2 separate regions of the Homo sapiens genome follow, and region 2 is linked to region 1. A link is an interaction called in ENCODE POLR2A ChIA-PET data of the cell type or tissue named here. Cell type or tissue: PC-9. All regions are shown on one strand.

The links. Peaks named below come from ENCODE experiments on the same cell type or tissue, not always from the same donor. Only the 100,000 strongest peaks of a DNase experiment are listed, where the experiment ranks them.
Region 2: POLR2A ChIA-PET joins it to region 1 with 5 read pairs; 3 of 35 experiments call an interaction of 5 or more read pairs at or near these places.

The regions. Positions count from the first base shown.
Region 1 is chr4:182,973,922-182,977,921 of GRCh38, forward strand. The region is part of intron 1 of LOC107986327 (a long non-coding RNA gene); the gene reads right to left. Among named protein-coding and RNA genes, the nearest start is that of DCTD, 59 kb to the left of the region's middle. In PC-9, no CTCF peak of the experiment used is centred here; a DNase peak (open chromatin) is centred at 2,000; H3K27ac peaks cover 421 bases.
Region 2 is chr4:183,048,539-183,052,538 of GRCh38, forward strand. No RefSeq gene overlaps it. Among named protein-coding and RNA genes, the nearest start is that of WWC2-AS2, 49 kb to the right of the region's middle. In PC-9, no CTCF peak of the experiment used is centred here; no DNase peak of the experiment used is centred here.

The DNA.
Region 1 (4,000 bases):
TGAAGAAAAATAAAGCAGGGGAGGGAATAGAACATCAAGTGCAGGGGCTGAGGTGGTTTACAATGGACTGGTCAGAGAAGGCTCTATGATGCGTTGACGTCCGAGCAGAGAGCTGAAGAAGAGCAGGTGAGTCAGGCAGATTCAGGCAGAGACCCAAGCACTGGGGAGAGCAAGTGCAAAGGTTCGAAGGCAGGCATGTGCTAGGGTGTTCAAGGAACAAGAAGGAAATCAAAATGGCCGACGCAGCGTGAATCCGGGGAAGGAGGGGGCAATGAAGACGGCAATGAATGAAGAAGGGAACCTGGAGCCAAGTAATGGCGGGACTTAGACAAGGGCAGGCATTTAGGGCTTTACTCTGAGAGAGGTGGGAAACCAGCTGAGAATCTTCAACAAAGGAGCGGCACAATCTGACTTCTGTTTTCAGAAGATTACCCTGGAAGGTATGTGAAAAAATAGATTGGAGAATTACGAGGATAGAATCAGAGAGATGAATTAAAAGGCATTGTAACGCTGCCATTTTTAACCATATTGGAGTAAATAGTGCTGGCCTTGCCCTCCTACCGTCAACAATTGGAAAACTGAACAACGGTATGAAACGCTTCATATCAAATTCAAATTTTCTATCAGACTTAGACACTGGACAAGCGATCTCACAGGACTTTGATATGTGATAAAAGGGGGGAAAACAGGGTAAGTCCCACCTCAGCTGTCTGCCTGGAGGTATTTTTTGGACTGTGCTGCAGGGAGAGAGAATCCAAGCAATACATGGGGATTTCATTAAGTGAGACAAGGGGGCCTCAAGTAGCAGGAATTTGCCAGGCAGAATACTGAGGGGTAGGATCTGTACAGATAAAGAGATATAGAAATCAACAGAGGGATTCCCTTGAGCCTATTGCTGAATATTAATATGTCCATGGATGGGTCTGGCAAGGGTCTCCTGGGAAGCTGTAAGCCAAACAATTCTCAGAGCTCACTTTGGGCTGGGAGATAATGAAAACATGCCAGCCAGGCACAGTGGCTTATACCTATAATCCCAGCACTTTTGGAGGCCAAGGTTTGCGGATCACTTGAGCCCAGGAGTTCAAGACCAGTCTGGGCAACATGGTAAAACCCCATCTCTACTAAAAATATAAAACTTAGCCAGGTGCGGTGGCATGCGCGCGTAGTCCCAGCTACTTGGGAGGCTAAGCAGGGAGGATTGCTTGAGCCCTGAGGCAAAGGTTGCAGTGAGCCAAGATTGCATTCCACCACTGCACCCCAGCCTGGGCAACACAGCAAGATTGTCTCAAAAAAACACAAAAAACAAAAAACAAACAAACAAAACCCCATGCCAACCAGTGTGGAAAAACCTCACTAACGTCTAGGGCATTATTAAGATGATGCTTTAGATCTGGAGCTAAACTAGGCCTAGAGCAAGGACTATTGTTGATCTACCCCAGCAAAAGCCTGAGACAAGCCCCAAAAGGTGAAGTGGAACTGTGAGTTTCTTAACTACCTGCCAAAATAAATGTCAACACATTTTAAAGAAATTTAGCAAAACCAAGACATGAACAACATACTATTCAAAATTTTCAGCATCCAAGAAAAAATTGCTAGACATGCAAGAGCAGAAAACAGTGGCTGAAAACCAGGAGAAAAATCAGTCAATAAGAAGCTAAAAATATAGTGGCCCCCTCTTCTCCACAAGGGATACATTTTATGACCCCCCCCACCTTCCGCGGTGGATGCCTGAAACCATGGACAATACCAAACCCTATGCATACTATGTTTTTACCTATACATATAAACCTATGAGAAAGTTTAATTTATAAATTAGGCACAGTCAGAGATTAACAGCAATAACTAATAATAAAATAGAACAATTATAGTAACGTACTGTCATACAAGTTATGTGAATGTGGTCTCTCTCTCTCTTTCTCAAAATATGTCATTTTACTACACTCATCCATCTTCCTGTGATCTGCCAATCTGATAACTGAGACAGCTACCAAGTGACTAACAGGCAGGCAGCATATAAAGCTGAGATATACTGAATAAAGGGATGATTCACATCCTGGGCAGGACAGAGCAGGACAGTGGGAGTTTCCATCATGCTACTCAGAATGGCACACAATTTAAAACACATGAATTGTTTACTTCTGGAATTTCCCCTTTAATATTTTTAGACCACAGTTGACCACGGGTAACTGAAACTGTGGAAAATAAAACTGGATGGCGGCGGGGGGAACCACTGTAGAAGGCAAATTAAATGAAAGTAAGTAGAGGAAAGGGAATAATAAAGATAAGAGTATAAATTGATGAAATAGAAATTGACATCCAATAGAGAAAATTAATAAATCCCAAAGCTAGTTCTTTGAAAATATCAGCAAAGTTGATAAACCTATAGTTAAATTGCCAAAAATAAAAATGGAAAAGGACAGAAAACTGTTTGGGCCAAATTGTGTCCTCCCAAAATCCAGATGTGAAAGCCCTCATCCCCAGTGCCATTGTATTTGGAGATAGAGCCTTTAAGGAAATAATTAAATTAGGTCATAAGATTGAGGCCCTAAGCAAAAATTAGCCAGGCATGGTGATGCATGCCTGTAATCCCAGCTACTCAGGAGGCTGAGGCAGGAGAATCTCTTGAACCCAAAGGCGGAGGTTGCAGTGAGCCGAGATCGCACCATAGCACTCCAGCCTGGGTGACAGAGCCAGACACTGTCTCAAAAAAAAAAAAAAAAAAAAAAAAAAAAAAAAAAAAAAAAAAGATTGAGGCCCTAAACCATTAGCACTAGTGGCCTTACAAGAAGAGGAAGAGACGCCAGAGCTCTCTCTCTTTCTCCACACATGCATAGAAGAAAGGCCCTAGAAGGACACAGGAGAAGGCAGCACTCTGCAAGCCAAGAGAGCCCTCCCCAGAAACCAAATTTTCTGGCACCTTGATCTTGAACTTCTAGTCGCCAGAACTGTGAGAAAATAAATTTCTGTTATTTAAACCATCCAGTCTGTGGTGTTCTGTTATGGCAGCCCAAGCTGTTAATAATAATAATGATAATACATATTTCAGTACCAAGAAACGGAGTGCCACTGTAACAAACACCTAAAAATGTGGAAGTGACTTTGGAAATGGATAATGGGTAGAGGCTAAATGAACTTTGAGGTGCATGCTAGAAAAAGCCTAATTTGCCATGAAAAGACTTTAGTAGAAATACGGATGTTATAGTCTGGTGAGAGCTCAAGAAGAAGAGAGGATAGCTGTAGAGAAAGTGAAAGCTTTTATCATCTTAGAGAATATATATCATCATGAATAGAACGTTAATAGAAATAAGACATTAAATATGCCCCGGGTCAGAAAGAGATCATCATGGCGGATGGCAGGCAGGACCAGATTGCAGCTCCAACTCGGACAGACAGCAGCGTGCGGAGCCTCGCATCATCAATTCCAGCTCCAGAACCACTGCAGAACAACCCAGCAATCCTGAGAGGACCCACAGATCCTCTGAAGGAAGCAGGCTGCTCCTGCAGGACCGGGAGACACCCCAAATACTGTGAGTGCCCAAACTGCGAAAGTGAGAAAGGGAGACCCTCCACCCCAAACACACACCCCCACTGGGGAAACGAAGGTCTAGTTTGCAGGAGAAGTTTCTGACCTTACCTGGAGCTGAGTCAATTCAGAGCTGAGCAAAATACAGGGGTAGAGGAAGCAACGGGAAAGGCCCTGGGAGCTCGCTGGGTCCCCAAGCAGGACATTGCTGCCTGGCGCCACAGGGATCCTTCGGGATGGCGGCCAGAGGCGCGGGGGAAAATGTCACAGGGAGAAGGAAGTCTCCAGCTGAACTTAGTAACAATTTTTTTTTTTTTTTTTTTTTTCGGACGGAGTCCCACTCTGTCGCCCAGGCTGGAGTGCGGTGGTGCGATCTCTGCTCACTGCAAGCTCCGCCTCCCGGGTTCACACCATTCTCCTGCCTCAGCCTCCGGAATAGCTGGGACTACAGGCGCCCGCCACTACGCCCGGCTAATT
Region 2 (4,000 bases), 75 kb after region 1:
TTTCCCAAACATCATTAGGATTTAAAAACACATTTTAAAACTCCCAAAACCTTATGTGTCATTTTTCCAGTAGTTTAGTTACAACATTGTTTTTACACCCTCAAATTAGCTATTATTGAGTTTGTTCTTTGACATAGTTAGTGCTTTTTAGACTTTGCCGAAAGTTTATAAATTTCCTTGCTTTCTATTTATTTTTGTAACTTGGTCTTTCCTTCTGAGCACAGTTATCTTATTCCTGAGGAGGAAAATCAAATGGTTCTGTCAGTGAGTCTGTGAAGGCAAATACATGGTAGTGGTGTTCCCAAGCCAAGAAATGCACATAAACTGGTATCCTTGAGCTGGGACTGTGGATTTATGCTGATCTTTCTCTTCGAGGTTATTGCCTTTCACAGTTCTCAGATTTATGCAGGGATCTCAGTTCTTACCTTCCGTCAACAGTAGGCCTAAGGCCCCATTCCTTGCGCCTGCATGAAAGTTAAACCCAGGTCCCTGTTCTCCAGGGACGCTCGCCTACGGCTGCTTCAGACCATGTGCTAGCAGCTCTGGTTGTCATTTCTGGATATTTCTCTGGGCAATGCTTTCTTGAGCACTCAGGTTTACATTTTAGAAAATATTTGTTCTATTTTTACTAGCATTTGTAGTTCTTTAGGGGAGAATTTTCAAAACATTAGGTCCACAGTATTGACAAGCCAGAAGTCTTAGATCTACAGTTTATTTTACAAAAATTTCCTTTCTGGATTTGGATCATATTTTTCTGTGACACCGTCATGTATAACTTTTCTCTCTCCCAAAAGGCTTCAGTAAATTCTAAAATACATTGTATAAATGAAATTTTTCAAAATAACTTTAATAACCACTTTTACACTGAGCAGAATATGTCTCTCATTCTCTCAAAAATGGTCAGGAGATAATTTTTTCATTTATGAGTTTCTATTGCAGCTTTCATTTTCTTAGGTAGACACAGTTTCAGAGACAATTCAATTTCAAGTTTGTTGCTGCTATTATAAAATATGGACTCAGTATAGACATTTAGAATACTAAATGGTTCATAGAAATAAAATGTTTCTGCACTAGACAGGCAGGCTGCCAATAGTTTCCTAGTATAAGTTCTGGCAAATCCCTTTCCCAAGAACCTTATGAACCAGGTAACCCTGTGAGGAATGCACATTACAAACTCCTGAACACACTAAATATATAAATTGCTTTTCAGAATATCTTTAGCAATAAGTTCTTTGGTGATATGTTAGTGGCAGCCTCAAAAGGTCCTAATTTTATGTGTCAGACACACACACACACACACACACACACACACATATTTGTTTGTTTTCTAAATCGACATATCTGGAAAAGGATAATATTGGGTTCATGTCTCCCCTTATGGCCAAAGAAAAACAGTAATGGAGAAAGAAAGAAAAAAAAAAAGCTCCCCTGTTGATGTGCCCTGTACTGTGATTAAGATAAAGAAAAGATTTTTCTAGATCATAAAAGTCAGCATCTTATTAGTGTCCAGGAACTCAATAAAATATTAGCAAATCAAATTCAACAACACATCAAAAAGATTAAACATTATGATCAAGTGGGATTGATTGCTGGCAGGCAAGGCTGGTTTAACACATGCAAATCAATCAATGAGATACATCACATTAATAGACTAAAACATGAAAACCACACAATCAGATCAATTGACACAGAAAAAGCATTTGACAAAGTTTAACATTCCTTCTTGATAAAAAATTCTTAACAGTTTAGGTATAGAAAGAAAGTTCCTCAACATAAGAAATACCATTTACAAAAACCCACAGCTAACATCATAATAAGGGGAGAAACTGAAAACTTTTCCTCTAAGACCTGGTACAAGGCAGGGATGCCCATTCTTACCACCCTATTCAACATAGTACTGAAAGTCCTATCAAGAGCAATTAGACAAGGAAAAGAGACAAAATCTATCTGAATTGGAAAGGAAGAAGTAAAATTATCTCTATCTGCAGATTACATGATTCTATATGTAGAAAATCCCAAAGATTCCACCAAAAACTGTTAAATATAATGAATAAATTCAATAAAGTTGCAAAATATAAAATCAGCATGGAGAAATATGTGGCTTTTCTATACACAAGTAACAACTTAGCTGAAAAATTTAAAAACCATAGATCATGATGCTCATCTAAAGAGGAAAAAGAAAGATGAAAGGAAAGTAGTTAATTAAAATTTTTTTAAAGAAATTTAAAAACCATCCCATTTACAATATCATAAAAAATAGGAATAAATTAACCCAGGAGGCGATAAATCTGTACAATGAGACCTATGAAATAATGATGAAAGAAATGGAAAAGGACACAAATAAATGGAAACATATTCCATGCTCATGGACCAGAAGAACTGATGTTGTTAAATGTCTATGCTACCCACAGCAACATGTGGATTCAATGCATCTTGACCAAAATCCCAACAACATTCCTCATAGAAATAGAAAAAACAATCCTAAAATTCATATAGAACTGCAAAAAAACTCCTAATAGCCAAAGCCATTCTGAAAAAAAAAAAAAAATGTGGAGACATCACACTTCCTGATTTAAATTTATATTACAAAGCTATAGTAACCAACACAGTATGGTACTGGCATAAAAACGAACACATAGACCAGTGGAACAGAATGGAGAGCCCAGAAATAAATCTAAACACATATGGCCAACTAATTTTCAAAAAGGGTACCAAAAAGACACAGTAGGGAAACTATAATCTCTTCAATAAATAGTGCTGGGAAAACCGAATTTCCACATTCAAGAGAATGAAATTGGACTCATCTCACACCATACACAAAAAAACTCAAAATGGATAAAAGACCTAAAGGTAAGGCATGAAACCATAAAACTCCCAGAAGTGTGCATAGAGTAAAAGCCTTGGCAATGATTTCTTGAATACCACAGTAAAATCCAGGCTACAAAAGTAAAAATGAATAAAGGGACTATATCAAACAAAAAGACTTCTGCATAGCAAAGGATACAATCAACAAAATAAAAAGGCAATTTACAGATTAGAAAAAAATATATTTGCTAACTATATAACAGATGAGGGGTTAAGGTCCAAGATTTATAAAGAACTTGTACAACTTAATAGCAAAAAATCCCATATAACCCGATTTATAAATTTCTCCAAAGATGACATAAAAGTGGACAACAGCTATATGAAAAGCTTCTCAGCAACACTAATGATTATGGAGATCAAAACCATTATGACATATCACCTCACACCTGTTAGAATAGCCATTATCAAAAAGACAAGAAATAACAAGTTTGGGGAGGGTATGAAGGAAAAGGAACACTTGCATGCTGTTGGCGGGAATGTAGCGTTGACCCTTGAACAACACAAGTTTGAACTGTTTGGCTCCACTTCTATGTGAATTTTTTACAGTAAACATATTGAAAACATGTTTGGAGATTTGTGACAGTTCAAAAAAACTTGCAGACAAACTGTGTAGCCTAGAAATGTCTTAAAAATAAGAAAAAGTTAGGAATGTCATGAATGCATAAAGCACGTGTAATAGTCTATTTTATCATTTACTACCTTTAAGTATACACAAATATATTATAAAAAGTTAAACGGACAAACACAGACTGTACTTGGCACCATTCATGGTCAAGAGAAATGTAAACCAATGTAAAGATGCAGTATTAAATCATAACTGCATAAAATTACCTGCAGTAATACTGTACTACTGTGATAATCTTGTAGCTACCTCCTATTGCTGTTGTGGCAGAGCTCAAGTGTTGTGAAAGTCCGCTTAAAATGCTGTGTGACACTGATCATCTCTAAGTGGGCAGCTCATCTTGCCAGTAAATTGTGCGTTGCAGTAAAAAGTGATCTCTTGTGGTTCTCATGTATATTTTGTTGTGTTTAATGCAATACCATAAACCTCGAATAAGACCATGGGACTCATACGAAGTGCCACTAGTAATGCTGGAAGTTCTCCCAAGGAGCAATTAAAAATCATGACATTATA